Linked DNA regions of Homo sapiens: region 2 is linked to region 1. A link is an interaction called in ENCODE POLR2A ChIA-PET data of the cell type or tissue named here. Cell type or tissue: PC-9. All regions are shown on one strand. Each heading gives the region's core, and the rest is flanking DNA. Links, peaks and the distances in the headings are about the cores only. Region 1 has its middle 25 kb from the start of DHRS2. Region 2 holds the start of LOC105370408 (a long non-coding RNA gene).

Region 1 (15,368 bases), core at 3,597-11,596:
GGGTGCCCAAAGGACCAGCAGTTAGAGGAAAGAGGCCCATCTGGAAGCCCATCTGGGCTGGAACCACCCACCCTTTGGAATGCATTTATGCTAATTAGATACCATGTCTTAAAGTAGATTTAGAGGTTCATAATGTTTTTATTAAAAGAAAAGAAAAAAAAGAAACCATGTCAAATAGGTTTGGGATCTGATGGGCTTTAGGGTGGGAAAGTCAGAAGGCCTGGGGTACCTGATGGAGAGGAAGCAAAGGTGAAATTTGTGGTTTCTTAGGTCAGTAACCTATCTTCTCTAGACTGCAGTTGCCTCTCTAGACACAGCTTTGGTGTTAGGTCTGAGTTTATCCACCAGTTCTTCACAGGCCACTGGGGCCCCTAATGAGGCTCCTGGGGGGTTCTTTCTGGGACATCTGAGCAGGCTCTGGAGTCAGGAGGACCCTGCCAGGTTGTAGCTTGTGTGTCTTTGGGAATGTTGTGCAACCTCACTGAAACTCAGTTTTTCTTACCGTTAAAAAGGGTGTCATGTGCCAGGTGTGGTGGCTCAGGCCTGTAATCCCAGCATTTTGGGAGGCCGAGGCGGGTGGATCACGAGGTCAGGAGTTAGAGACCAGCCTGATCAACATGGCGAAACCCCGTCTCTACTAAAAATACAAAAAAAATTAGCCGGGGGTGGTGGTGCGCACCTGTAACCCCAGCTACTCAGGAGGCTGAGGCAGGAGAATCGCTTGAACATGCGGGGCGGAGGTTGCAGTGAGCTGAGATCACGCCATTGCACTCCAGCTTGGGTGACAAGAGTGAAACTCTGTCTCAAAAAAACAAAACAAAACAAAACAGTTTATTAAGAAAGTAAAGGAATAAAGAATGGCTACTCCTTAGGCAGATCAGTGGCTTGGGCTGCTGGTTGACCATTTTTATGGTTATTTCTTGATTATATGCTAAACTAGGGGTGGATTATTCATTTATTCATGAGTTTTCTGGGAAAGGGGTGGAGAATTCCCAAAACTGAGGGTTCCTCCCCATTTTAGACCATACAGGGTAACTTCCTACATGGCCATGGCATTTGTAAACTGTCATGGGGCTGGTGGGGGTGTCTTTTGGCAGCTAATGCATTATAATTAGCGTATAAGCAGTGAGGACGACTAGAGGTCACTCTCATTGCTATCTTGGTTTTGGTTGGTTTTGGCTGGCTTCTTTTTTTTTTTTTTGAGATGGAGTTTTGCTTTTGTCACCCAGGCTGGAGTGCAATGGCACGATCTTGGCCCACTGCAACCTCTGCCTTCTGAGTTCAAGCGATTCTCCCGCCTCAGCCACCCGAGTACCTGGGATTACAGGTGTGCACCATCATGCCCGGCTAATTTTTGTATTTTTAGTAGAGATACAGTTTCACCATGTTGGCCAGGCTGATCTCAAACTCCTGACCTCAGGTGATCCATCCGCCTCGGCCTCCCAAAGTACTGGGATTAGAGGTGTGAGCCACTGTGCCCAGCCTGGCTGGCTGCTTTAGTGCATCCCGTTTTATCAGCAAGGTCTTTGTGACCTGTATCTTGTGCTGAACTTCTATGTCATTCTGTCACTAAGAATGACTTAACCTCCTGGGAATGCACCCCAGTAGGTCCCAGCCTTATTTTACCCAGCCCCTATTCAAGATGGAATTGCTCTGCTTCAAACACCTCTGATAATACCTCACAGGTTGTTAAGATAATTATGTGGGAAAGTACCTGAGGATGTGCACCACCAGGACTGGTCTAGGAGTTCTTGGACCTGGCCTCCCTTCATTCCTTTCCTCTAGCTCCAGGGAGTTGGTGGTTATGGAGCTACTATGTGGCTCTCTGGCAAAGTTTCTGGGCTCAGAGCCTCAATCCCCAAGCACTGTGGCCTCTCAGAGCCTTTGGCTTGGTGCTTCCAGTCCCCAGTACTCTCCCTGGGGCTCTGGGGTAGGAGGCTGAATGCCAGGCCAGAGACCCCTTTGAGTCCTCATGGCTGGCATCTCCAGGCTGGGGAAGATGGAGAGGGTGCTTGTTTCCCGATCTTTGCAGAGTGGAAACTGGCTCAAGTCCCACACCCTGACTCAGCCACCCAATGTCTTCTGCTTCAAGGTTTCATTCTTTCTGGATGCCATTACCTGTCAGGAAAGGGGACAGGGATTGGCTATAGGTACTTCAAGCTTAAGCCTTGCATTGATTCACATAGGGCCTTAGCTTGCCAGAAAAAAAGGGCCCTGCTTAGAGGTGAATGTACAGGTGTTGAAGATGACATATCGACTCCCTGCACAATTCTGCCAACCCTAGCCCTGATTGTCTTCACTTGTCTACACACAGAGGCTAGGTTGTCAGTCCTGACCCAACTGAAACCAGTGATTCTTGACAGTAGAGAAGATCTTTTCTCTGGCAGGGCATATATTCCAATAGAGCTTCATAAATAGGAAAATCCACCAAGAGTACAATTATAAGAGGTGGAGAAAAGCCCACAGTTAGAGGATAAACTTGAAGGGGCCAACAAGAGAGATTTGTGCCAACAGCAGACATAGCTGTCTAGATACAATTAACAAAGGATTTGAGCTCCAAGCACTTATCAGAGACTCTCCCATGGCACTGCTCATTAAGTTTTATACATGGTAGTTGCTGACCGAATGACAGCACAAAAGACACAGACGGAAGGAAAAACACTGGGAGGAAGTGCTTGTGGAGGGAGACAGGCCTGTGTACAGCCTAGACTGTGGGACAGGTGGGAAGCATTGCAAACAGAAGGCATGGCAGGAAGCCCACTTATGCTGAACACGCACAAAGTCAGTGTCCCAGTCTTTGCGTGTCCCATGGCTATACCAACACATCCCAGGGTTGTCTGCCTTTTGAGTTTTCCCCGTGGCATGACACTCCTAATTCATGTTTAGGTTGTGGCCAACTCTGACTCACAGCTTTTCTTCTATTATTCTTGTACTCAGCCACTTGAGCACCAACCTACACTTGTGGGATATGACTTTCTAGCTCTATTTTTAGAAGAGTAACATCATTCTGAGAATGGAGGGGTCATCTTGCAGTTTCTTCTCCCCATAGTTGTCATGGTCAATCTTTTACATGAAAATTAGATGTGTCACTTCTGTGTTCAAACCCACTGCTCAGAGTAACAGCTAAGTCCTCATCGTGACTCAAAGCCTAACCCTCTCTGAGTTAGTTCCTATCCCTCTCTTTCAGCCTATTTACTCCAGGTACACTAAGCCTCCTTGCTGTCCCTCGAACTATGCCAAACACTCTCCTACCTCCTGCTTCTGCCTTGGTTTTTCCCACTGCCTGGAACATTCTTCACTCTCACTTATTTAAGCCTCTGCTCACTTGTCAACTCTTCAGAGAGGCCATCCTGATATGGGCCAGAGAAAAAAATCACTCACATCCTGCACTCCCTGTCCCCCTCACCTTGTTGTATTTTTCTTCAGAGCACTTCTCAGCACCTGCCATTTTTATGTCTACTTGTTTATTACCTGTCTCTCCCACAAGAATATAAGCACCTTGAAGGCATTTTTTTAACTCACTGCTGTATCAATACCACCTAGAGTAGTGCCTAGCACACAGGTGGTGGTGAATAAATATTTGCTGGATTAATTAATGTCATGAAGACGTTTAAAACACCCACAATCCTCTGTGCTCACAAGACAGCTCTTGGAGGGGCATCCCTGGTAATTCACCTGTGCTTGCTTACCCACAAGAATATCTGCAGGAGCAGGGAACTTCAGCCAGTGCCCAGGTGTGTTCTGTAATCAGAGGCAGGGCCAGGAAAGTGCAGTGTAGGGAGGGAGAGAGTCAGGAGGGAAGGTGGCTACCCCCGGGTTCCATGTGTTTGCCAACTGGGAGGATTGACAGTCCTGACACGGGCAGAGCCATCTCCATGCTTCTCTCCTGCATCACAAGGGACTGCCTCAGACCCTGCCTCTCACAAACTCTCACAAGAGGAGGCTGTGTCTTGTCTGCCTCCAGCTCCCGGGCCCCTGCCACCCCCTGAGGATGACTTCTGGAAGTTCCTCAGCTCATCACCCTCTTCGCAGGCATCCTCTTCACCTCTCAGCAGTGGCAACTGCTGCTCCCCAGGACCTTCTTCCTGAGCTTCTTTTCCCTTCAGTGTGGGGACACTCCTAATTTGCCTCTTCAGTCTTTGACTTCTCCCTTTTGGCTTCCTTTTCTTCTTCCCCTCCCTAAAATGGAAGGATTTCTGTGTCAGTCAGAGTCCAAGCAGGAAAACGATTCCATGCAAGGCATTTCTTACAGAAGGGATGTATTCAGGGAATTGACTACTCCAGTGTTGGAGGGTTGGAAGGGCAAATGGAGATGCTGCAGTGACCAGATATGGTAACTACAGGAGTTCCTTCTCAGGGCTGGAGGGACAGAAGAGAAGAAGTGGGGCCACCAGAGCCTCCAGGCTCAGCCTTGCCTGGCCCATGTTCAGACCACAGAATGAGGATGCATTGTGATGGGGTTGAGCCTCTGGGGCGCTGGTATCTCCAGGAGGTGCAGTTCACCTGCTGCCAGGAGTGTCTGAAGAATTGGGAGCTAGCACGGGCAACCTATTGCCCATAGGCCAAATCCAGCTGCCACCTGTTTCTCCATGGCCCACGAGCTAAGAATGTTCTTCACATTTTGGCCAGGCACGGGGCTCACGCCTGTAATCCCAGCACTTTGGGAGGCCGAGGCGGGTGGATGGTCTGAGGTCAGGAATTCGAGACCGGTCTGGCCAATGTGGCAAAATCCTGTTTCTACTAAAAATACAAAAAAAAAAAAAAATTAGCCAGTCATGGTGGTGCACACTTGTAGTCCCAGCTACTTGGGAAGCTGAGGCAGGAGAGTTGCTTGAACCCGGGAGGCAGAGGTTGCAGTGAGACGAGATTGCGCCACTCCACTCCAGACTGGGTGACAGAGCAAGAGTTCATCTCAAAAAACAAGCAAACAAAAAAAGAATATTCTTCATATTTTAAAAATGGCTGAAAATAAAACCGAAAAGGAAGATATATCTCATGGCACATGAAAATTATAAAACACTCAAACTCCAGTGTCCATGAATAAAGTTTTATTGCAATGTGGTCATCCTTATTCATTTATATATTGTTTATGTCTGCTCTTGCAGTACAATGGCAGAGTTGAGGAGTTATAACAGAGACCATATGGCCTGCAAAGCTTAAACTACTTCATGTCCAGCTCTTTACAGAAAAAGTTTGCTAAGCCCTAGGCTAGAGTCCTCCTGGAGGGACATTGACAGGAGCTGGAAACAGGAGGAAAACCCTTCTCTCACCCTATGTCCTTCAGCCACGTCTCAGTGCCTCTTAGTAGCAGAATTGAATAGGAAGCCAGCTGGCAAGAGAGAGTCTGGGAAAGGCTGTTGGCAGTCCCTTGGCCCTCACACCACAGGGGAGGGTGGCATGGGCCCAAGAGGCAACAGGCAAACAGCACAACTTACAAGTATCTTATACTGGCCTTTTCCTCTTCTGTCTCTGCCCTCCCTCCCTTAGTAATCCTATCCACAGTCATGGCTTCTATCACATCTCTGTAGACAATGCACACATCCATGGCTCCATGCTTGAATTCTGTTATCAGTCTTGCATTTCTAACTGCCTTCTTGACAACTCCATTTAGAAGGCTTCCCTTCATCTCAAAGTCACCATGTCAATAGGTAGAATTCATATTTTCTATCAAGCTTGTTTCTTCTCCTCTGTTACCTATTTTTGTTGGCAATGCCACCATTGTCCCTGGCTTCATGTTTGGATCCTCTCTGTCTCTTTTCTCTCGTGTCAAAGCATTTAGAAAGACCAGATCTTTCTCTGTAAGACTTCGCAACTATTCTCTACTTTCCCTTCCCAGCACCATCACCTGGGGTTGTGCCACCATTACCTCTTGCCTGGATTATAGATATGACCTCATAATGGGTATTACCCTACACAAGTTTCATTCCAATTCCTCTCACACATAGTTGCCAGATTAATCTTCTGAATCATCAGATTCAAAGTCCTTTTGGTTTCCCTTTGTTTATGCATTGGCCAGAAATTCAAAATTTTATACAGTTCTGTATTAGTTCATTTTCACGCTGCTGATAAAACATACCCAAGACTGGGTGATTTATAAAGAAAAAGAGGTTTAATGGACTCACAGTTCCATATGGCTGGGGAGGCCTCACAGTCATGGCAGAAGACCAAGGAAGAGCAAAGGGACTTCTTACATGGTGGCAGGCAAGATAGAGAGCCATGCAAAAGGGGAAGCCCCTTATAAAAACATCAGATCTCGTGAGACTTATTCACTATCATGAGAACAGTATGGGGACATAGCCAAACCATGTCATTCTACTCCTGCGGTTTTGCAAGGTACAAAGTCCCTCCCGGCTGCTTTTATGGGCTGGTGTTGAGTGTCTGCGGCTTTTCCAGGTGCATGGTGCAAGCTGTTGGTGGATCTACCATTCTAGGGTCTGGAGGATGGTGCTCCACTAGGCAGTGCCCCAGTGGGGACTTTGTGTGGGGGCTTCAACCCTACATTTCCAGGCCCCGACTGCTGTGTATGGAAATGCCTGGATGTCCAGGCAGAAGTTTGCTGCAGGGGCAGGGCCCTCATGGAGAGCCTCTGCTAGGGCAGTGCAGAAGCGAGATGTGGGGAGGTACAATTCAAGATGAGTTTTGGGTGGGGACGCAGCCAAACCATATCAAGTCCCAGTGACTACAGTTTGGTTTTCCAAATTTGTTTCCTATTTCTTTCTTTCCTGTCCTCTTCCTTTCCAATACTTTCATATAGCCTCTTGTTCCTTCAGGTTCTGTGCACTTTATTTATACTCTCCCCTCTGCCAGAAATGTTTTTGGTACTTTTTAGGATTAGGTTAAGTTATGAGTGAGAGAAAACCCAGTGTAAGGGGCCCATTGAGGTTGCACCAGAGCCCCTGTGACCCGTTTAATCATCTCCCACAGCTTCTGCACATCGAGAGAAGCAGGGGCAGCCTTTAGCTGAACTAGGTAACAGCCTAGTTCCATTGTCTGAAATCTGGGCAAACTGTGAGGTGTAGTTTACACTCCAGAACTGACCTTTGGGACCAGGCTAAGGCTGGGGCTTTGCTGAAACATTCCCTTGCTTGTCCTCCTCCCTTCCCTGTCTTACTTTCCACACTCCCTTACTGGTTTCTCCTGGGAGCATTTTTTTAATTTTTATTTTTGAGACAAGGTCTCACTTTGCCACTAAGGCTGGAGTGCAGTGGCATAATCATAGCTCACTGTAACCTCAAACTACTATGCTCAAAGGAACTTCCTGCCTCAGCTTCCTGAGTAGCTGGGACTACAGGCACACATGACCTGATCAGCTAATTTTTAAATTTTTTGTAGAGACAGGGGTCTCACTATGTTACTCAGGCTGGTCTGAAACTTCTGGCCTCAAGCAATCCTCCTGTCTTGGTCTCCCAAAGTTCTGGGATTATAGATAGGAGCCATTGCTCCCTGCTGGGAGCATCTGTTTAATAAACTACTTGCACATAAAGCCTTGTCTTAGGATCTGCTGTGGTAACCCAACCTAAGACACTTGTAACAGTGGCTTAAACAAGACTGTAGCGGGCCTCATATCGTGCCTTCGTGATCAGACTGCCTCAACATTGTAGTCCACATCCTCAACATGTGCCTTCTGAGGCCAAAGATAGCTGCTTTGTCTCCAGTCATCAGAGTCATGTTCTAGACAGCAGGAGGGAGACAAAGAAAGGAGGTGGGCATGCTCCTTCCACTTGAGAACACCTCATGGAAGTTTCATCCCTGACTTCTCTATAACCTTTTATGCAGAACATGGTCAGGTAGCCGTGCCTGGCTGCAAGGGCAGCTGGGAAATATAGCCTTTATTCTCAGTGGTCAATTGCACAGCTAACATTTTGGAATATGATTACTGTGGAAGAAGAGGAAACAGACATTAGGAGACAACTTGTAGTTTCAGTTACATGCTCCTTCTCATCTCTGCCTGTCCAGAGTCTTCCAAACCCAGTGCAAATGCCACTTTCACCTCAAATCCTTCCTTGAGCTACTAGTTAAAAGTTATCACTCCCTCATGGCACTTTGTGTGCCCTTTCCTTGTGACACCGCAGTTTTTCTACCTGGCTTGTAGTTACTTAAATATGCCTTCCCCACAGGACTGTAGACATCTTTAGAGTAGAGGGCAAGCTTCAGTGAATTTCTGAGTTGAAAATTGAAATACTACAATCCCATACTCTGGAGAGTGTGGTTTTGGAGCCCGACCAATCTGGTTCAAAGGCAAGCTTTATCTTTAAACCAGTTATACAACATTCATTTGCTTATTCTACAAATATTTATTGGTGCTTCCCCTCTGTCGGGCACTATTACAGGTGCTGGAAACTTGGTGGAGAACAATACAAATAAGCACCCCACTCCCATGAAGGTCATAAAGGATGAGGGTTAAGAGCACAGATTCGGCCAGGCACGGTGGCTCATGCCTGTAATCCCAGCACTTTGGGAGGCCAAGGTGGGCAGATCACCTGAGATCAGGAATTCGAGACCAGCCTGGCCAATGTGGTGAAACCCTGTCTCTACTAAAAGTACAAAAATTAGCTGGGCGTGGTAGCACACGCCTGTAATCCCAGCTATTCAGTAGGCTGAGGCAGGAGAATTGCTTGAACCCGGCAGGTGGAGGTTGCAGTGAGCCGAGATCACGCCACTGCACTCCAGCTTGGGCGATAAGAGCGAGACTCCGTCTCAAAAAAAAAAAAAAAAAAAAAAGAGCACAGACTCCATAGCCAGACTGCCTGGGCTTGCATCCCAGCTTCACGACTTACAAGCTGTGTGACCATAGATAAGTTACCTTGCCTCTCTGTTGCTCAGTTTTATCTTCTGAAACACAGAGATGTTCAGAGTGCAACTTTTCAGGATAGTGGTGGAGACTAAGTGAGTTTACACATATAAAGTACTTAGAACAGTGCCTGGCACAAAATAAGGACTACGTAAGTGTTAGTTATTAGTATAAGCTTGCAGAGCTTACATTCCAGTAGGTGAGGAAATAACCTAAACAAACAAACAAAAAATATTAGGCAGGTGATAAGTGCCATGAAGAAAATAAAAGAGAAAAGTGGGAGAGAGCGCTGCTGAGGATCTGTCTCATACCAGGTGAACAGGGAATGTCTCTATGAGGGTTGACATTTAACAGCAATGAAGTGTTTGTGGGAAGAGCTTTCAAGGGCCAGCAGATACAGGGACTGTGAAGGCAGGCCTGACCTGGCCGGCTGGAGGCTGAAGCACGCAGGTGGAGGGGAAAGTGCAGTAGGATGGTCTGGGAAGAGCTTGGGGCCAGACACCGTGGGGGCTCTGTAAGTTGGGGAAATAATTTGGATTTGATTCTTAGTACAATGGCAAGCCATTGCAGAGTTTTAAGCAGTGGAGACTGATGTTTAAAATGCTAATGCTGTCTGCAGGTGGAAAGAGAATAGCTTGTGAGAGTGTATGAGTGGAATGAAGTGGTCAGATGAGAGAGCGCGGCGGAGATGGAGAGAAGCGGAGAACTTGATGCATATTTTGGAGGCAAAATCAACAAGATTGGCTGATGGATTAAAAGCAGAAGGTAAGGTGAAGAGAAAACTCAAGGGACACTCAAATTTTTGGCTAGAACACTTTTCGGAGATGGGGAGATGTAGAGAGAGAGGTGGGTGGGAATCAAGAATTCTACTTTGGTTACATTCAGTTGGGCAAATCACTTCAGCTCTCTAGGCTTCAGTTTCCTTATCTAGAGTAGGAAAATAATAATAATAATGTCCTCTTCTGTGGACAGAAGAGCACTGTGGTTAAGGGAAGAGAAGCCTGGGCTGTTTACTAGCTATGTGACCATGTGCCAATTACATTATCTCTCTGTGTCTCAGTTTCCTCATCTGTAAAATCAGAACAATCCTAGTACCTATCTCAAATGGTTGTTATGAAGAGTAAAAGATTTAATATTTACAAAGTGCCTAAAATAGTTTCTGGCACATGGTAAAGCTACAGTAGAATCATAGATATATAAAAACAAATAGGGTAGGCCGGGTGTGGTGGCTCATGCCTGTAATCCCAGCACCTTCAGAGGCTGAGGTGGGAGATTGCATGAGGCCAGGAATTCGAGATTAGCTTGGGCAACATAGCAAGACCCTGTCTCTACAGAAACTTAAAAAATTAGCCAGTTGTGGTGGTGCACGCCCATAGTCCTAGCTACTTGGGAGGCTGAGGCAGAATTGCTTGAACCCAGGAATTCGAGGTTGCACTGAGCTATGATCATGCCATTGCGCTCTAGCCTGGGTGACAGAGCGAGACCTCATCTCAAAATGCAAACAAAAACAAATAGGGTAGAATTGAACCTTGTATTAGATAAGTGGCTCACCTCCACAAGCTAATCATTAACCATTGTTAAACAAAGAAAGAAAGAAACACTTGTCCCCTCTGGAATATACTAGAGAGATCTGCCCAATTCCACATAATCTCTTCCAGAAAATGGAAGAGGAGGGAATATTTCCCAATTCATTTTATAAAACTTGTTTTATGCTGATATTAAAACCAAATAAAGACAGTACAAAAAAAGAAAAAGGAAAGCTACAGTCCTATATCCCTCATAAATGTAGATGCAGAAACCCTTAACAAAATATTAGCAAATAGAATTCAGCAGTTTATAAAAAGCAGTATATACCATGACCAATCATGCAAGTCTCATTCAATATTCAAAAATCAGTCCATGCAATTTACCATACTAACAGGCTATTTTTTCTTCTAAATGTTTTATAGTTTTATGTTTCACCTTTAAGTCTGTGTTCCGTTTTGAGTTAGTTTCTGTGTAATGTGTGAGGTTTATGGGGAGGCTGACTTAATCAACACTCCTGATACTGGAACCCAGGAGGGAGTAAAGGGAGAGGGAAGGCAGGAAGGAGCACAGGGGGTGGAGGAGAGTCCTGGGGATGTTCTGTGTTTTATATTGTGAAATGAACACCTTACCAATTCCTAGAAAAATAAAATAACGTATGACTTGGCAACAGTTTGTTGAATCAATAGCTAGGATTTACAGACAGAATATATCCTCAGGAAAGAAGGGGATGGGGGGAAAGGCTCCTGAAGGTCCTTGGCATGCAGACTTGGAGGACATACCATCAATCTTTCCATGAATTAACCTCTAGTTTCCAGGAGCCTGAGCTGTACTCACCTGGTGAGGGCTTGGGGGTGGATAGGAATTGACAGACCCTTGTTTATGTATAGTGTCCCAGAGGAAGAAACTGGAGCTCTTTGCCTGCTGACAGGGGATGGTGGGAAGTGGGTGGCTGTGTGGGAGTGCTCTCTGGGTCATTTTCCTCAGGGCAGGGTGATGGGGATCTGGGGGAAGCTCTGTCCGGGGGCTTGGCTATTTGTCCTGCTCTGCATGGGAATGCCCAGGCAGTCCCAGATGCCCCTAGGGCAATCTCGAACCTACTGCTCTGCCCCTCTGTTGCCAAGTGGGCAACTCAGACCTGGGAGGTTAAGGGTGGGAAGGCATTATAGGGGAGAGGGTCATTTGGGTTCAGGAAGGTGGGCAGGTACAGGTTAGGAAACAGATTAAAGGCTTAGTGAAAATGGGAGGCCCTCTAAATGAGTCCCTGGGAGTTTGGGAGTGATGGCGCCAGATTCCCTTCTCTCATCTTTTGTAGGGCAACAGACTGCCTCATCTTGCCATCCTATACCACCCAAGGGGTGTGAGAGCCAGGGTGGGACATACAGGTGATACAAATAATTTGATGAGTGATTGTGTCATTGAAAAGTGGCAGCCCCCAGGATTTCTTTCACTGACTTTCTATCCAGCAGGCCTTCAGTGATGTCAATGTATAAAGTTTTATTATCTCTCAGCCTTTGTGTGGGCTTCTCCAGCTAACGCGATACAATAACTTACCCTGGCCTTCTCCCAGCTCTGGCATGGGGTGGCCAGAAGTATTTGGGGCCAGACATGTAACATATGGGAAAGGAAAGGAGAAAGGGCTGGCTGCGGTGGCTCACGCCTGTAATCCCAGCACTTTGAGAGGCTGAGGTGGGTGGATCACATGAGGTTAGGAGTTCAAAACCAGCCTGGCCAACATGGTGAAACCCCATCTCCACTAAAAATAAAAAATTAGCCTGGTGTGGTGGCAGACACCTGTAATCCCAGCTACTCAGGAGGCTGAGACAGGAAAATCGCTTAAACCTGGGAAGCAGAGGTTGCAGTGAGCTGAGATTGTGCCACTGCACTCCAGCCTGGGCAACAGAGAAAAACTCCGTCTCAAAAAAAAAAAAAAAAAAAAAAAGAGGAGAGAGAGAGTTATCATCCTATCACTGCTTGCTATGTTCCAGGTATGCTGCTAGGTGCTTCACAGGTACAAACCACTGCAACTCATTGGAAGATCTCATTGGAAGAATCAGGCAGTTGTCAAGTTCATGATGGCAGATACAAATTTTTCACAATTCTTAGTTTCGCTGGAAAGTTCAAATTTTATTACTGGCAGCAAATATCGTCAACTAATTTTCTTGAAGTGAGATTCTCTTTGCATTTCTAAGAAAGTGCCTGCAAAATACTCAGACCTGAATAATCATAGTTTGTCATTCTTTCCACTAAAAATCGTGTTTCATAAAAAATATACACAGTTCAGCTATCTTGCATGGTTGCACGAGTACTGTTTCTTGAGATACCATTGTTCTTTAGTATGCAGCAGAAACGTTTAATGTATACTTCCCATTTCTTCACAAAGATTGTTGAAAAGACATGTTCTCTTGAATCAAGATTTAAGAAAATAACTGGAAGTGAAACTGGCTTTTCCCCCTCATTGCAAGTGTGTGGCATTAGGGAATAGAATGACGACTGGGACAGTTTGGTGCCACTGCTTTGATTTGTGCTAAATGCCAGCAGTTTTACCCACCATTGCTTTTGTGTCATCGAAGAAAATATCAGAACTGTTGTTCTAGAAAAAACCATGAAAATAAAAAAAGTCAGCACTGAAAATTTTACCACCCTTTGTGTTTTTTTTTTTTTTTTTTTTGCCAAGTATTCCCATAAAAGAAAATGATTAGTTGGTGCTGACACTGGAGGAATACAAGAAAACAGCAAGTCTCCATGTGTGAGGCAAAAGTGCAATTATGTAGACAAGAGGTTAACTCAGTCTTCATGTTTGCAGCTACATGTTTAATTTGACGAGTGATTGTGTTGTTGAAAAGTGGCAGCCCCTAGGATTTCTTTCACTGATTTTTATCCAGCAGGCTTTCAGTGATGTCAATGTATAAGGCTTTATTATCTCTCAGCCTTTGTGTGGGCTTCTCCAGCTAATGCAATACAATAACTTACCCTATGAGAAGCTTCAGTAACTTTTTCATGGCCAGTTTGAAAATCTAACAATTTTTGGATTTTAAAGAGCTCACCATATCTACATTTAAAATGCTTAATTCGTTTTTCTCTAAACTCTAAATGATTGGTCTCAAAGTGATGCTGCAACTAACTATTAGAGTAAACAAATAAGTTTAGTAATAGTATTGCTAAAATACTCTTCAAAATATTCTGTTGAATAAGACATAATAAGTTGAATTATTACTATACATATAGATGAGGGAAATATAGATTTCATTATATTTTTGGTTTTTATTTAGTTTTTCACAGTTTCTTCAGAGTATATCCCTCCCTTCCGCTAGTCAGACAACTCCCTGATATGCCAATTTCATCTTTAAAAACTTTATTATTTATTTATTTTATTTTTAAATTAAATTGATATAAAAAATAAATAGAGGTGGGGTCTTGATGTGTTGCCCAGGCCAGTCTTGAACACCTGGACTCAAGCAATCCTCCCACCTTGGCCTCCCAAAGTGCTGGGATTACAGGTGTAAGCAACTCCACCTGGCCTAATTTCATTTTTTTTTTCAGTATTTTTATACTGGGACGGTGCACCTGTGGGTTGAGAAAGCAAATCTAATCAATCCATCTTATGCCAATGATAAATCCTTGACTATAAGAATAAATATATTGTAAAGAAATGGTCTAATAACAATTTTGGTTAAAATTACACAATTCATTAGGGTTTTAAAAACATTTAAAAAATGCTATTACAAAACAAGACAAAGTGTATTGTTTCTTGTGTTTTCAGATGTAAGAAAAACTTCAGAATTTCAAAATAAAAATTTATTAGATAATAGTATTGCAATTATAGCAGGTATAACTGAAGACAGCTAGGAAGAACACGGTAAGAACACAAGAAGAAACTGAGTTGTCTCCAAACAAGCATATTTGTATACCCTAAATCTACTTCTTTAGAAAAATTTGGAAAACAGTGTATACATACACATTTCATTAGCTGTCAGAGCAGTGGTGTCATCACTTGCCAAGTAGCCTCTGGAAAACTCCACTGTATGTTTGTGAGAGAGTAAGGGTGTAAAAGGCAAATAATGTCCTACTTCTATTATGAAAGTAATTTTGACCTCTTGGAACCCTACAAAGGGTTCCCCAAGGGGTTCCCTAACCACACATTGATAACTGTTAAACAAGGGTAATATTTATTCTGTGGAATGTTAGGCAGCTTTACAAAGCAATGAGATAGATATATATTGCCATGCAAAAAGTTGTACAACAATGCAACAGTGTTTACAATATGATACACACGCACACAAAGAACAAGCCTACATATTCTATACTTACATATATATATTCAAATGCATAGAAAAGCTCTAGAAGAACACACTATTAACTGTGCTTACTTTTTGGAAGAGTACAGGGATCTGGTGGCTTAATGTTGGAGAACTTTTGCTTTATCTATATTTTGTAAATGGTTACAGGGAGAATGTACTCATTACTGGTGTCATTTAAATCTATTTTATAAAGGATATTTTGTCTTCACTTTTCTTCTGGATGATGTACAAAATTTATACAATTTTGATATTTTTTTCAGATCAATTAATTGTTACTGTTCTCTGGAAAATCCTTACTAGGGCAAAGGAGTATGATTGCTAGATAAAATACAGAATACCTAGTTAAGTTGGAATTGCAAATAAAACACAAATCAGTTTTTTTTAAATGTAAGTATGTCCTATGCAATATTTGGGACATACTTATACAAAAAGGTTATTTGTTGTGTACATGAAATTCAAATTTAACCTGACATCCTGTATTTTGATTTGCAAGTCTGGCAACCTTATAAAGGGGACATAGGGAGGTGGCCCTTTAGTGCCAAGATGTGGAGTAGAACCCAGATCCATTGGCAACTTACTGATGTTAACCGAAGTGTATTGTATGCCACCTTTGACAGTCAGAGCTCACTAGAGGATAAGGAAGCTCTGACAGGAGGATAAGGAAGAATAAGGAAGGAGGATAAAGAGGATAAGGAAGCTCTGACAGGCGGATAAGGAAGCTCTGACAGGAGGATACTGGGGGCAAAGTCATG
Region 2 (15,368 bases), core at 3,739-11,738, 85 kb after region 1:
TGTCTATTAGTTCTTCTTGGTGCAGAGCTCAGTTCAATTCCTGGATATCCTTGTTAACCTTCTGTCTCGTTGATCTGGCTGATATTGACAGTGGGGTGTTAAACTCTCCCATTGTTATTGTGTGGGAGTCTAAGTCTCTTTATAGGTCTGTAAGGACTTGCTTTATGAATCTGGGTCCTCCTGTATTGGGTGCATATATATATAGGATAGTTAGCTCTTCTTGTTGGAATGGTAAAGGGAATTGATCCCTTTACCATTATGTAATGGTCTTCTTTGTCTTTTTTGATCTTTGTTGGTTTAAAGTCTGTTTTATCAGAGACTAGGATTGCAACTCCTGCTTTTTTTTTTCCATTTGCTTGGTAGATCTTCCTCTGTCCCTTTATTTTGAGCCTATGTGTGTCTCTGCATGTGAGATGGATCTCCTGAATACAGCACATTGATGGGTCTTGACTCTTTATCCAATTTGCCAGTCTGTGTCTTTTAATTGGGGCATTTAGCCCACTTATATTTAAGGTTAATATTGTTATGTGTGAATTTGATCTTCTCATTATGATGTTAGCTGTTTATTTTGCCCGTTAGTTGATGCTGTTTCTTCCTAGCATAGATGACCTTTACAATTTGGCATGTTTTTGCCATGGCTTGTACCTGTTGTTCCTTTCTACATTTAGTGCTTCCTTCAGGAGCTCTTGTAAGGCAGGCCTGGTGGTGACAAAATCTCTCAGCATTTGCTTGTCTGTAAAGGATTTTATTTCTCCTTCACTTATGAAGCTCAGTTTGACTGGATATGAAATTCTGGGTTGAAAATTCTTTTCTTTAAGAATGTTGAATATTGGCCTCCACTGTCTTCTGGCTTGTAGAGTTTCTGCCAAGAGATCTACTGTTAATCTGGTGGGCTTCCCTTTGTGGTTAACCTGACCTTTCTCTCTTGCTGCGCTTAACATTTTTTCCTTCATTTTAACCTTGGTGAATCTGACAATTATGTGTCTTGGGATTGCTTTTCTTGAGGAGCATCTTTGCGGTGTTCTCTGTATTTCCTGAACTTGAATGTTGGCCTGCCTTGCTAGGTTGGGAAGTTCTCCTGGATAATATCCTGAAGAGTGTTTTCCAACTTGGTTCCATTCTCCCCGTCACTTTCAGGAACACCAATCAAATGTAGATTTGATCTTTTCACATGGTCCCATATTTCTTGCAGGCTTTGTTCATTTCTTTTTACTCTTTTCTTCTTGCTTTATTTCATTAATTTGAACTTCAATCACTGATACTCTTTCTTCAACTTGATCGCATCAGCTATTGAAGCTTATGCATGCGTCATGTAGTTCTCATGCATTGGTTTTCAGCTCCATCAGGTCATTTAAGGTCTTGTCTTCACCGTTTCTTCTAGTTAGCTATTCGTCTAATTTTTTTTCAAGGTTTTTAGCTTCCTTGGGATGGGTTCAAACATCCTCCTTTAGCTTGGAGAAATTTGTTAATACCGACTTTCTGAAGCCCAGTTCTGTCAGCTCATCAAAGTCATCCTCCATCCAGCTTTGTTCCTTTGCTGGAGAGGACCTGTGATCCTTTGGAGGAGAAGTGTTGCTCTGGTTTTTAGAATTTTGAGCTTTTCTGCTCTGGTTTCTTCCCATCTTTGTGGTTTTTTTTTTTTAAATTATACTTTAAGTTTTAGGGTACATGTGCACAACGTGCAGGTTTGTTACATATATAAACATGTGCCATGTTGGTGTGCTGCACCCATTAACTAGTCATTTAACATTAGGTATATCTCCTAATGCTATCCCTCCCCCCTCTCCCCACCCCACAACAGGCCCCGGTGTGTGATGTTCCCCTTCCTCTGTCCATATCCACCTTTGGTCTTTGATGTTGGTGACCTACAGATGGAGTTTTGGTGTGGATGTCCTTTTTGTTGATGTTAATGCTGTTCCTTTCTGTTTGTTAGTTTTCCTTTCAACAGTCAGGTCCCTCAGCTGCAGGTCTGTTGGAGTTTGCTGAAAGTCCACTCCAGACCTTGTTTTCCTGGGTATCACCAGTGGAGGCTGCAGAACAGCAAATATTGCAGAACAGCAAATATTGCAGAACAGCAAATATTGCTGCCTGATCCTTCCTCTTGAAGCTTCATCCCAGAGGGGCATCTGCCTATATGAGGTGTCATTCAGCCCCTACTGGGAGATGTCTTCCAGTTAGGCTACACAGGGGTCAGGGACCCACTGGAGGAGGCAGTCTGTCCATTCTCAGAGCTCAAACACAGTGCTGGGAGAACCACTGCTCTCTTCAGAGCTGTCAGACAGGGACATTTAAGTCTGCAGAAGTTTCTGCTGCCTTTTGTTCAGCTATGCCCTGCCCCCAGAGGTGGAATCTACAGAGGCAACAGGCCTTGCTGGGCTGCGGTGGGTTCTGGCCAGTTTGAGCTTCCTTGTCTGTTTTGTTTACCTACTCAAGCCTCAGCAATGGCAAACACCCCTCCCCCTTCCAGGCTGCTGCCTTGCAGGTCAATCTCAGACTGCTGCACTAGCAGTGAACAAGGCTCCATGGGCATGGGAACTGCCAAGCCATGCGCAGGATATAATCTCCTGGTGTGCCATTTGCTATGACCATTGGAAAAGTGCAGTATTTGGGCAGGAGTATCCTGATTTTCCAAGTACAGTCTATCACAGCTTCCCTTGGCTAGGAAACAGAAATACCCCAACCTCTTGTGCTCCCGGGTAAGGTGATGCCCTGCCCTATTTTGGCTTGCCTTTTGTGGGCTGCACCCACTGTCCAACCAGTCCCAATGAGATGAACCAGGTACCTCAGTTGGAAATTTAGAAATCACCTATCTTCTGTGTCAATCACACTGGGAGCTGCAGACTGTAGCTGTTCCTATTCAGCCATCTTGAAATGGAATCCCTACCTGAAGTGTTATCTTCATCCTGGGTAAATTGTTTGTTCAACTAATTTAATATTTAGCCTTATGATTTTTTGACATCCTCAGTTCCAGTGAGCTTCAGCTCAACTTCACTTCAGCCACTTCCAATTGTGTTGGTGACTTAGACTTGTCATCACCCAGGTCCCTTCTATCTTGAAATATTAAATGTATACATCCTACTCTCTGGCCACGAATTCTTGCTTTTCCACTGGTTTCTGCTCTATTTCCTTTTACATCAGCTCTTCAACATTACAGAGAATTCTTGTTCCCTGACCTCTCTGTATTGTCCTAATCTGTAAATCCCTCTCTCATTTTATTTCCTTCTTTATATAGCCTAGACTGCACAATATATCCCTTCAGTTACTGTCTTGTAAGTTCTTTAATTGCTTTCCTCACTTCTTTTTCACTGTACACTGTTGGGAGAATATTTGTGCCTGATCAATCCAAATGTCCTTTCTTCCATAGCTAAGTTGTGGAAAGTTGTAGAAATTCACTTAACAAATTTGGCTTTTAATGTAAATTGACTTTTGATATCACTCGTCACCTTTTCCACATGATCTTACTCAGGACCACTTCCCTTCCCCATCAACACATATTTAAACCACCAGTTGTATTAGTTTGCTAAAGCTCTGTCTTTTTTTTTTTTTTTGAGACAGAGTCTTACTGTGTCACCAGGCTGGAGTGCAGTCATGAGATCTCAGCTCACTGCAACCTCTGCCTCCCAGGTTCAAGCCATTCTCCTGCCTCAGCCTCCCAAGTAACTGAGACTACAGGCATGCACCACCACACCCAGCTAATTTTTTTTGTATTTTTAGTAGAGACGGGGTTTTACCGTGTTGGCCAGGATGGTCTCAATCTCTTGACCTCATGATCCGCCCACCTTGGCCTCCCGAAGTGCTGGGATTACAGGGGTGAGCCACCATGCCTGGCCCAACTAAAGCTCTGTCTTAATCCATTTTCTATTGCTATTAACAGAATACCACAGACTAGTAATTTATTTTAAAAAGAAATTTATTTCTTCCAGTTCTGGAGGCTGGGAAGTCCACGCTTGAGGGGCCACATCTGGCGAGGGCCTTCTTATTGCATCATAAAAAGATAGAGGGGATTACCTGTCAGGGGGGCAACAGTATGTCAGCTCAGGTCTTTTTTCTTCTCTTTATAAAGCCACCAGTCCCATAATGGAGGCATAACTTGATGACTTTATCTCATCCTAATTTTCTCTCAATGCCTCACCTCCAAATGCCATAAACATATGAATTTGGGGATTTAGGTTCCAACAAATAAAGTTTAGGAGACACATTCAAACCATAGCAGGTTACCATAACACAGCACCATAATCTGAGTAGCTTAAACAACATACATTTATTTTCTCACAGTTCTGGAAGATAGAAGTTCAGAATCAGGGTGTTTTCAGGGTTGATTTCTTCTCAGGCCTCTCTCTTTGGCTTCTAGATGGCCATCTTCTCCCTTTGTCTTCACATGGTTTTTCCTCATGTGTGTCTACATCCTAATCTCTTCTTCTTATAAGGGCATTGGTTATATTAGATTAGGGCCCACCTCAATGTCCTCATTTAACGATCATTACCTCTTTAAAGACCCCACCTCCAAATACGTCACATTCTGAGGTACTTGGGGTTAGGACTCCAATGTATGAATTGGTGGCAGGGGTTAGGCTTTGGCAGATAGACACAATTCAGCCCAGGACAGTCTTCTTAAGCCTGCTCCTTTTCCACCTCGCTCTCCCTCTTTGTAGAGGAGACAGAAATAATTATCTGGCCTCTCCCACTGCCTTATAAATCTGACTGTGAGGAGTTCTCTTCTTTCCCCACCCCCTCCTATTGAGGCAGAAATTTAAAAATAAATATGCATTCATTCACTCTGAAAGTAACAGGCAAGGCAAGGGTTAAAAAGAAAAAAACAGGTTTTCCTCTGCCTAGCAGAGGAAAGTGCAGCAAGCTCACTTCAAGGACAGTTATAAGATAATACTGTTTGAGAAGCCAAGGCCAAAGGAATGGACCCCAGACACCCCCCAGCTCCAGAGCAAGGTTGAAGGAAAAAAAAAGAAAGACAAATTCTTTTACTGTTACTCCTTTCCCAGGCTTCTTAAGCATGATTATGTTTTACAAATGTCTGTATTTAGCCACTTGTTGTTTTTCTTTCAATGCAGCTACAAGGCCACCAGCTATGCAAGGCCACAAGTTATGCTATGCTATAGATTATGTGACCTATCATATTTGATAAACGTTTGGGTTTATTTATTGTAAGTCTGCTTATAAAAACCTGTCTCTGTCTTTGTTTAATGCTCAGCTTTTTGGATGTGAGTCCACTGAGCTGGCGTGTACCTACAATGAACAATCCTTCTGTACTCTCATATCAGTCTCTCTGGTCCTCAGTTTCCTGCAACATTTTTGGTGACCACAAAAGGACCAGAGACAGCAGGTTTACTGTTTCCTTTGGCTCTGGGCGCTGGAGCCCTGGGCCTCAGGAGACCTGTGACCCCAGGTACCACTGGAAGAACTTCAGCCCGGAGAGGAAATCAGCTCTCCCCTGACCCGGCGCCCCTACCCAGCAGTGCAATGGAACCTGAAAGGAGCTACAGGACAATTTCAGAAACAGCACCCTTCAGGAACTGCGGTAAGGTTTTAGGGCCCAAGGCAGGACCTGTCCCATGGGGATGGAAGGGGAGCCTAATCACCTCCTGGGATGTGCCGAATAGTTCGACCCAGAGGGGCTGGGGGCAACAGGAGTAGCTCATCAATTCGGATGAATCTCACACCCCAGTCGACACAGGATGCGAGAGTGGCTCGCTAAGTCAGCTAGGAAACTGGAGATGGTAAGAGTGGCTCGCCACCCCAACTAGGAAACTGGAGGTGGCAAGAGTGGCTCACCACCCCAACTGGGAAAGTAGAGGGGGTGAGAGTGGCTTGCCACCCCAATTACAAACACGGGAACTGGGAGTGGGGAAGTGTGTGGAAGTGTGTGAATGGAGGGGCCTAATTAGGCTCATCAGCTGTGAAGTGGGGAGTCACAGATCTCTTAGCATGGACTGTATCCTCCAAGAACGTGTGGGGCCAACTAAGACTAGTGGTGATCTGCATATGGCTAATAGGAGCTGCCCCATAGCTCAGAGTTGCAGTGAGAATAAGGACCTCTGCAAAGCCAAGCAGCATCTGAAAACTCCCATAATAGGAGATGGTATATTCGGCCGAAATGAGAGGAACAGTGAGTGTGCAAGAGTGATTGTGCTGTGTCGTAAAGGGAGGAATGGGAGGAAAGTCATCAAAAGTTACTCCATTGGAGTACATGTTACAGAACCTTAAGAAAGATTTTGCAAGGGATTATGGACTTAAGCTAAACCCCCAAAGATTGAGAACTCTCTGTGAATTAGAGTGGCCTTCTTTTGGTGTTGGGTGGCTGACTGAAAGAACTATAGATAGGGATAATTGGCTGTGCATTTAAGGTGGTGACAGGGCTTGGAGGACAGCCAGGGTACCCAGACAAATTTCCTTAAATTGATTCATGGTTAAATATAGCACAGACAAGAGCAGCCTGGATCCAGCCCTATTTAGCAGCTTCACTGGCAGACACAGAGTTAAAGGGGAAGTTCCAGAGAGAGCAAGAGAAGCCAGTTTTGCAGGAGCTGCCAGAGGGAACAGAGATTCGTCCCAGCCTACCCCCCTTTGCCAAGGCTAACAGCCCCCCAGGAACCAGATTCAGGAGCTAACACACCCCAAGTTTCACCCCAAAGGGCAGAATCGGAGCCTCGAGAGGCCAGGGAAGGAAGTCAAGATAGTCAAGCAGGCAGTCTCAGATCTGGCTGTGCTTGAGCTATGCAAATGCCTCTCAGGGAGGTGCGAGGACCCATCTATTATTATGATCAAGGCCAGGTTCAAGGGGGCAATGAACTTTCATCTACCAGCCCTTTTCAACCACTGATCTTTTAAACTGGAAATGCCACATTCCCTCCTACACGGAGAAGCCCCAAGCTCTTACAGATCTGATGCAATCCATCTTTCTGACATGCAATCCAACCGGGCCAGACTGCAGGCAGCTCCTCCTCACATTATTTAACACTGAGGAGTGCAGGAGAGTAACATAGGCAGCTCTCTGCTGGCTAGAAGCCAATGCACCAGAAGATGCAGTGAATGCTCAGGTACGTGCTCAGAGTCAGTTCCCAGACCAAGATCCCAACTGGGACCTGGTGGATGCAACACAACTTCAGCGTTTGCAGAGGTACCAAAAGGTCGCTTTTGCAAGGGATAAGAGCTGATAGAAAGCAATTAATATAGGGAAGATTTCAAAAGTGCTTCAGGGAGGTGATGAGAGCCTAAGTCAGTGGCTTTGTGAAGTATTACAGAGACTTTGTGAAGTATTCTGGTTTTACACCCCATTTCACCCTGAGGCTGCTGAAAATCAGCACATGGTAAACACAGCATTGGAAGGGCAAGCCCAGGGTAACATCAAGCAGAAGCTGCAGGCATGAATGCCACTCAGTGTACGTTAATCAGGACCAGAGAACAAAACAGAAAAGAGCAAAAGCAACAAGTGTGGTGCCAGGCAGCTAGGCACGCCAAGGGTTAAGCCCCTTTCCCCAGCCCGGCTCTATCTGGAAAAAGAGGGGGGAGGGGGGGACCAGCACCGGGAGAAGAGCAAAGGAGATGGAAGGGCATAATTCTGACATTTTGCGGCAGGCATCTCCCAAGCCTCTGGGCCAATGATGGCCCAGGGGGACTACGGTTGTGCAGACCCCACCCAGCCCAAAAGAGTAAATGTGAGAAGGGAAAGAAGAAAGTAAAAACAGAAATCCGAAAGAAACAGGAGAGACCTACGGCAGTGTGTGCGTGGGGGCGGGGCCGGTGTCATTGCCTGGCCCGCTGGCCTTAGGAACAGGAGAACTCAGGAAGGAAAAAGGAAGCAGATTGAAGGCTTAAGAAAAAGGCCAATCTGTTGGCAGCAGTCTTTATAGAGAGATTAGCAATGTGAGAGGACGTGGACGCAAATGTGGATGTGGAAGCGGTCAAGTTAGGCAGAGATTCAAGAGCCAGACAAGGCTAGAAAGAGATTAATGTGCGGGATGCAAAAAGAAAGGACACGGGAAGGATGAATGTCCAGAAGGTAATAAAGAGAGTGGTAAATGCTGTGATATAAAGAAGTCATTGGCCAAGGGCTGCCGCACGTTAGAGGAACCAGATACTGATCTGATTGGGCTGGCAAGAGCTGAAGGGTATGAGGACTAGGACAGACCAGGCTCCTTTTCATTAAGCCTCCAGGATCCCGTGGTCACATTAGAAGTTGAAGGCAGCAGGATTCTGCCACATCTGGATCCCAAATTTCTCACTGATGGCTAAGCCACTATATAAAGTTACAAAGGTTGGGTCGGGGGAAGAAAAAGTATCCTTCCTCTGGGACACTGAACTGAGAAGGAGCCATGCCTTCATGCCTTGTGAAAAACTTGCTTATAGACTTTACCGAAATGCCCCATGCTGGAGGCTGGCAGTATATGCTAGTGTTTATTTGCACCTTTTTCATGATGGAGTGAGGCTTTCCCCACTAGGACAGAAAAAGCACGAGAAGTGACTAAAGTACTGTTAAGAGACATTATCCCCGGGTTTGGACTGCCTCTAACTTTAAAGTCAGACAATGGGTCAGCATTTGTAGCTGAAATAGTGCAAGATTTAACAAGACTGTTAAAAATAAAATGGAAGTTACACACAGCCTATCGGCCACAAAGTTCAGGAAAAGTGGAACCACGAACCGGACACTCAAGCAGCTACTGAAGAAATATTGCCAGGAAATTCATCTGAGATAGGATCAGGTTTTGCCTATGGTCCTCCTCTGAGTCAGGTGCACCCCCACCAAACAAACTGGGTATTTACCCTATGAGATTTTGTTCGGTGGGCCACCCCCAAATCATAAGTCAAATTAAAGATGATCTCCAGGAACTAGGGGAATTAACTTTAAGAAAACAAATGCAGAAATAGCCATGCAAAGTGTTCATAATTAGGTACATGAAAAAAATGCCTAAAAACCTGATACCCCTTTAAACCTGGTAACTCTAGGTTAAAAAGTAGAACCCAACTTCTCTAAGACTCATGTGGGATGGGCCCCATACAGTAATCTTGTCCTTTCCCACTGCTGTTAAAGTTGCAGCTGTTGTGTCTTGGATCCACCACAGTTGGCTGAAACCGGCAGCTCAGGACAAGTGAACCAGCCAGCAGGACCCAGACCATTTGACTCGGCTGATCTTGTGACAAGACTGAGTTGCTGCTGAGTACAACAGCCCTGCTCTGGTCACTCCAGAGGCTGACCAGTCTACACACGGGTGAAGCTTGAGGAAACAACAAGCTCTGCTCTAGTCACACACCAGAAGCTGACTAGTCTATGCACAGCTGAAGCTTGAGGACTTGTCAAGCAAGTAAATGTAGTTAGAAATCTTAGGACTAGTAGTTTTCCTGTAATACTGTTTTACTATTGTTCCGTCGCTGTGCTCAATCTTCTTCCCCAGGTAAGGACCTCTTTTGTCCTTGCTGGATATGAATATGCTGTACATTGCTTTGCTGTTGTTACCCCCCTTAACCATGCTAGAAGAATCACCCACAGAAGGGTGTCTCCACCGTACACATACTACTTGGTCAGGGAACAGCATAACTAAAACTCTATTGTACCATACTTATTATGGGTGTATGGGGAATCGCTTAGGAACTTGTACTTATAGTCAAACCACCTACTCAGTTTGTGACCCAGGAAATAACCAACTTTATGTATGTTATGACCCCAAGTTTTCACCTGGTGAATGGTTTGAAATTCGTGCAGTCAAAAGAAGGTCTCCTCTTAAACCAAACCAGGGTCCCTCCCTTTTACTGAGGGACTATTTCTCTGTATTTTGATGCTCGTTAGGTAGCATACCAAGACTCACCCATCTGTGGTAACCTACCTTTGGAAAGATACTATAGAAATAACTACAAATATGTATGCACGCCAAGAGCAACTCCACATTGTTCCCCTGGGACCCCAGAGAAAGATTGTTGGTATTGCATATCATGGCACCCTAGCCACAACAAAGGTCAATTATGCTTACCAAAATGCTGGTGGACTGCAGGTTCCTCCTTACATGTCTACATACACACATACCCAGCAACCTTCATATATGTTATCAAAAAGGGAACCCAGACCCGTCTGGCCCAGCAAGGCACAAAAATGAGGAACGCTATCTATCAGAACAGATTAGCTTTAGACTATCTCCTAGCCCTAGAAGGAGTAGTATGTGGAAAGTTCAATTTAACAAATTGCTGCCTGGAAATCGATGACAATGGAAAGGCAATTATGGAAATAACTGCAAGAATGAGAAAATTAGCCCATGTTCCAGTTCAAACTTGGAAAGGGTGGTCTCCAGATTCTCTCTTTGGAGGCTTGGTTTTTATTTTTCTGAGGGTTCAAGACTTTAATAGGAGTGGTTCTGGCCATATTAGGAAGTTGCCTAATACTCCCTTGTCTCTTACCTCTCCTTGTTAGAAGCATTCAATCGAGTATAGAGGCAATAGTAGCTAGGCAAACTACCACTCAGCTAATGGCTCTGCATAAATATCAACCTTTGTCTAAATAAGAAAACTCGTCCCTTCAGGCAGAACTAAGTAATAGTGATGCCTTCTATTAAACTTCTTTTATAAAAGGCATCAAAGGGGGGAAACTGAGGCAGAAATTTAAAAATAAATATGCATTCATTCACTCCAAGAAAAGTAACAGAAAAGGCAAGGGTTAAAAAGAAAAGAACAAGTTTTCCTCTGCCTAGCAGAGGAAAGTGCAGCAAGCTCACTTCAAGGACAGTAATAAGATAATACTGTTTGAGAAACCAAGGCCAAAGGAATGGACTCCAGATACCCCCCAACACCAGAGCAAGGTTGAAGGAAAAAAAAGAAAGACAAATTCTTTTACTGTTACTCCTTTCCCAGTCTTCTTAAGCATGATTATGTTTTACAAATGTCTGTATTTAGCCGGTTGTTGTTTTTCTTTCAATGCAGCTACAAGGCCACCACCTATGCAAGGCCACAAGTTATGCTATGCTATAGATTATATGACCTATCATTTGGTTAACTGCTTTTGTTTTATTTATTGTAAGTCCACTTATAAAAACCCGATTCTGTCTTTGTTTAATGCTCAGCTTTGTGGATGTGAGTCCGCTGAGCCAGTGTGTACCTAAAATAAACAATCCTCCTATACTCTCATATCAGTCTCTCTGGTCCTCAGTTTCCCACAACACCATAAGTGAAGGCTGTTGCTGTGCTTTGAATATTTGCATGCCTCAAGAATTCATGTCAAAACTTAGTCCCCAGTGCAACAGTGTTATGAGGCAGGACATTTAGGAGGTGATTAGGCCATGAGGATTCCACTGTCATGAATGGGGTTAATGCCTTTATAAAAGGGTTTGAGGTAGTGAGTTCCTCCCTTCTATCCCTTCTGTCATGTGTGGACACTGTGTTTGTCCCCTCCAGAGGTCGCAGCAACTTGGACACAGACAGTAAGCCCTTACCAGACACCAAATTCACTGGCTCCCTGATAGTGGGCTTCCCAGCTCCCAGAACTGTGAGATAATAAATTTCTGCTGTTTATAAATTACCCAGTCTAAGATCTTTTGTGATAGCAGCAGGAATGGACTAAGTCATAAATTGGTGCCAATGAAGCAGGAAATTTCCCTGACCTTTTCGTGGGCAGGAACTGGAGTGCATAGGCACTAGAAATAGTCAGCTGCTTTGGTGCCAGCAGAGTGGACTCCACTTGCTTGGTCCCACTGCATTCCACCCCTCACAGGAGGGGGAGCACAGGTGAGTGGGTGCAGGAGCCGGGGTGAGTGCTTTTGGCCACCGGCAGGAGCAAAACTCCATGTGGCCTCGCGGCAGCATCTATGGGGGTGCCCATTATCCCTGAAGCCCTAGAAAGAGTGTTACAGTCAGTGCTCTTTTAGCTTTGCCATTCGCGGTTGGCTTAAGTGTTAACGGCTCAGTGGAGGGTCAGTGTGACAGCCTTTTGCACTGACACTCGAGTTCTTATTCAGTGTCCAGGAGGAATAAGGTTGCACAAACAAATTGGAGATGGTAAATGTGGGGGATTTTATTGCCAATGAAAGTGGTTCTCAGTGGGAAGGGGAGCTGAAAAGTGGATGGTGTGGGAAGATAATATTCCCCTAGAGTCCAGCTGTCCCTGGCTGAACTCCTCTCCGAAGCAATGCCATCAAGCCGTCCCTTTGAAGTCAAGCTGCTTCTCTCCAATGTCCAACCATAGTCTCTGATGTCCAGCTGCTTCTCCTCTTCTCCTCCCTCTGCTGATGGGGCCTGGGGATTTTATGGGAATAGGATGGGGGGTGGGGCAGGCCATGGGAGGTTTTGGAAAAGGCAACATTTGAGTGGGAAAACAGGATGTAAACTTCTCACTTTGGGCCGTGGTATTAGGCTTTTCAGCTTGTGGGTGGGGCCCTCACCATGGATTCACCCTCTTCTGCCCAGAATTTCCCTGCCTCTTGTCACTGTCTCCAAGAAGTGGGCCATGGACTCACCCTCTTCTGCCCAGAATTTCCCTGCCTCTTGTCACTATCTCCAAGAAGTGGGATGCTTCCGTAACAAATACCTAAAAATGTGGAAGCAGCTTTGGAACTGGGTAATGGGTAGAGGCTGAACCATAAAGGGCTATTTGGATGAGGACTCAGAAGAGGGCAGCTGTGGAGAGAGCCTCAATCTTCTTAGAGATTATCTAAGAGGTCATGAACCGCATGTTGTGAACAGAATATGGACAGTAAAGGCCATTCTGAGGAGGTCTTAGATTGAAATGAGGAATACCTTATTGGAAATAGGAGGAAAGGCCATTCTTGTTACAAATTGGCACAGAACTTGGCTGAGCAGTGTCCATGTCCTAGTAGTTTGCAGGAGGCAGATGTGAACTAGGATATTTCATGGAAGAAATCTCTAGGCAGAGTGTTGAGGGTACAGCATAGCTTCTCTTGACTTCTTAGAGTAAAATGCAAGAGAGAGAAATGAATTAAAGATGGAATTTATAATTAAAAGGGAAACAGAACTTAAAGAGTTGGAAAAATCTTAGCCCAGGTAGGTTGTAAGGAAATAAAAGGTATATGCAGGAGAGAACACCAAATGGTGTGCTCAAGGGAACATTTGATAAGGAGATTAGAATGAAGAGAAGGAAGCCAGATGCTATTCATCAAGACAATGGAAGTATGCCACTGAAGGCATTTTGGAGATCTTCAAGGCTGCCATTCCCATCATAGGGCCAGGGTGCTAGAGCCTTGAGGGCAGAATGGTTTCAAGGGAAGGGCGCATGGTGCTGGAGAAGCCCAGGGAACTTGTGGGACCTCCAAACTCTCTGTCCAGGGCTGCCTCAAGTTTCTGCTCCTCACATTCTGGTGCAGCATCCCTTGGCTGCCCTGGATTGGCTGAAGTGGTGTTGGTGTGTTGGGCTGCCCCTCCAGAAGGCACAGGAATAACCCTTGGTAGTTTCCACATGGTACTAACTATGCAGGTACACAGAGCACAAGACCTGGGGGGCATGGATTCCTCCACCTAGATTTCAAAGGATGCCCCAGAGAGCCTCAGGGCCCAGGCAGAGAACTGCCACAGGAGTGGGGCCACCACAGACTGGTGGAGTGGTGGGAGTGAGGCTATCCTTAAGACCCCAGGATTGTAGAGCCACAAGTATGCAACGCCAGCCTGTGAAAGCTAAAAGGCACAAGACTACAACCCATGAGAGCTGCAGTGTGGAATGTACCCAGGAAAACCAGTGAGCTCTTTCCTTCCATTCTTTCTGCCATGTGAAGATACAATATTTGTCCCCTCCAGATGTTGCAGCAATGTAGACACAGAGAGAAAGTCCTCACCAGACACAGACTCTGCTGGAACCTTAATCTTCAACTTCCCAGCCTCCAGAACTGTGAGAGAATAAATTTTGGGGCTGGGTTGCCCAGGGCCTTGGGGGACAACCCCTGCCCCAGTGTGTCTAAAAGGTGAGACATGGAGCCAAATAAGATTATTCTCAAGCCTCAGTATTTAATGAGTAGACAGTGTTGTTTGCCTTATTGGGTTTTGGACTTACTTTGGACCTATTGCTTCTTTTTTCTTTTCTATTTCTTCCTTTTGGCAGTTCTGTAAGGAGCAGTTCATTTCAGGTTTGGAAGGCTGTTGGAAGAGACATTTTCCATCCTGGGTCAGGAGGAAGGAGGTATGGGCTCCAAGAACCCTTCCTAGCTCCCTTATTTCCAGAGGCAACTATACCTTCCTCCCTTACCAAACAATTTTTACTCTGTCAGAAAAATTTTCTTAAACTTGGAAATAGGCAGAAGAGATGACAGGGCATTTACCAGTGTAGTGGGCTTAGTTTTCTATTGTCTATTGTCTTTGGGCAAAAGTTAATGTTTGGTTTTTGTTTGAGATGTGAATAATTTCTGTCCAATACAACAGATGATCCTAAAGGTTCTGGTTTGTTTTCTTGTTGGACTTTAACCAGTCTCTAACCCAGCAATCTTATGCTAATATTTTCTACAAATATCTAGCTTCTCAAATGTTCTTTGAATCAGTTATAACATCTTATTGGTTTCCTGAGTTGAATAAAACTTGAGAGTCATGAGAGTCATGATGTTACATTTTTTTGAAAATTATACTTTAACACTTTTATTGTGTACAGAGGCAAACAAAAAGGAGAAGTTATTAGACATTGCAGAACCATCTTATTAATTATGCTGCTGAACTTCTCTCTCTCTGTTTACCTTTCACATGAAGAAAAGTTTGTTCTTTTTTCTGAAGAGAAAACTCTCCAGTCATCCTTTATCATTCTGTAGCTGCCATATAATACTCTGCTTCCTCAAAAAAGTAGTTTGAAAAATTGTCTAAATTGTCTAAAAAGTTGTCTCAGACCAAATGTTAAGGCTGTACGTAAAAAATATTATGAATATGTAAAGTTGATGTTAGATAGGTTTGGAAAGTTTCATGCCTATGTAAGGTAATTACAATGACAAGAAAGGAATTCTTTGTGTGCTCCTACTGACTCTTAACTTTGCTATAAAGTTTCAACCTCTGCTAGGCACTTTCAGGATCTCCACCTGCCCTTTACCTCCACTAGCTTTAATGAGCTCTTAAAGTAAGTGAAGACTTCCAGCTGCAACAACTCTGCAAAGACTTTCTCTTGTATCGCCATAGAAACAAGACCTTCACTGTAAAAGAAAAAAATCACATTATAATGAGGAAGACTGCTATAAAATAGGGATTAATGAGTTGAATAGCAAACAGGGAGGACTTGTAGTAGGAAGGAACTAAGTGACAGCAAGGACAGTTGGAGGAAGGAGATAGGATTAATTGTGGGCCTCAGAAAGGGGAGACAAAATGTACAGTCTAATATTTGCACTATGAGCCTGAGTTCTTACATACCACAGTTTCTGAGTGCAAGCTCCCACTATGGTGATGGTGAAGCAATAAGC

What was found. ChIA-PET counts read pairs that join two places held together with the same protein. Peaks named below come from ENCODE experiments on the same cell type or tissue, not always from the same donor. Only the 100,000 strongest peaks of a DNase experiment are listed, where the experiment ranks them.
Region 2: POLR2A ChIA-PET joins it to region 1 with 23 read pairs; 2 of 35 experiments call an interaction of 5 or more read pairs at or near these places.

What each region holds. Positions count from the first base shown.
Region 1 is chr14:23,603,305-23,618,672 of GRCh38, forward strand. No RefSeq gene overlaps it. Among named protein-coding and RNA genes, the nearest start is that of DHRS2, 25 kb to the right of the region's middle. RefSeq lists an enhancer at 2,885-3,094. In PC-9, for the core only: no CTCF peak of the experiment used is centred there; a DNase peak (open chromatin) is centred at 8,277; H3K27ac peaks cover 726 bases.
Region 2 is chr14:23,687,814-23,703,181 of GRCh38, forward strand. LOC105370408 (a long non-coding RNA gene) reads left to right here and starts at 4,918. Exons shown (of 3, transcript XR_943609.2): 1 at 4,918-5,159; 2 at 5,293-5,533; 3 at 9,044-11,121. LOC105370410 (a long non-coding RNA gene) reads left to right here and starts at 11,658. Exons shown (of 4, transcript XR_943617.3): 1 at 11,658-11,718; 2 at 13,738-13,901; 3 at 14,039-14,116. LOC105370409 (a long non-coding RNA gene) reads right to left here. Exons shown (of 6, transcript XR_007064083.1): 3 at 15,005-15,104; 4 at 13,991-14,073; 5 at 12,727-12,894; 6 at 11,984-12,225. RefSeq lists an enhancer at 6,565-7,081. In PC-9, for the core only: no CTCF peak of the experiment used is centred there; a DNase peak (open chromatin) is centred at 6,908; H3K4me3 peaks cover 1,599 bases; H3K27ac peaks cover 4,582 bases.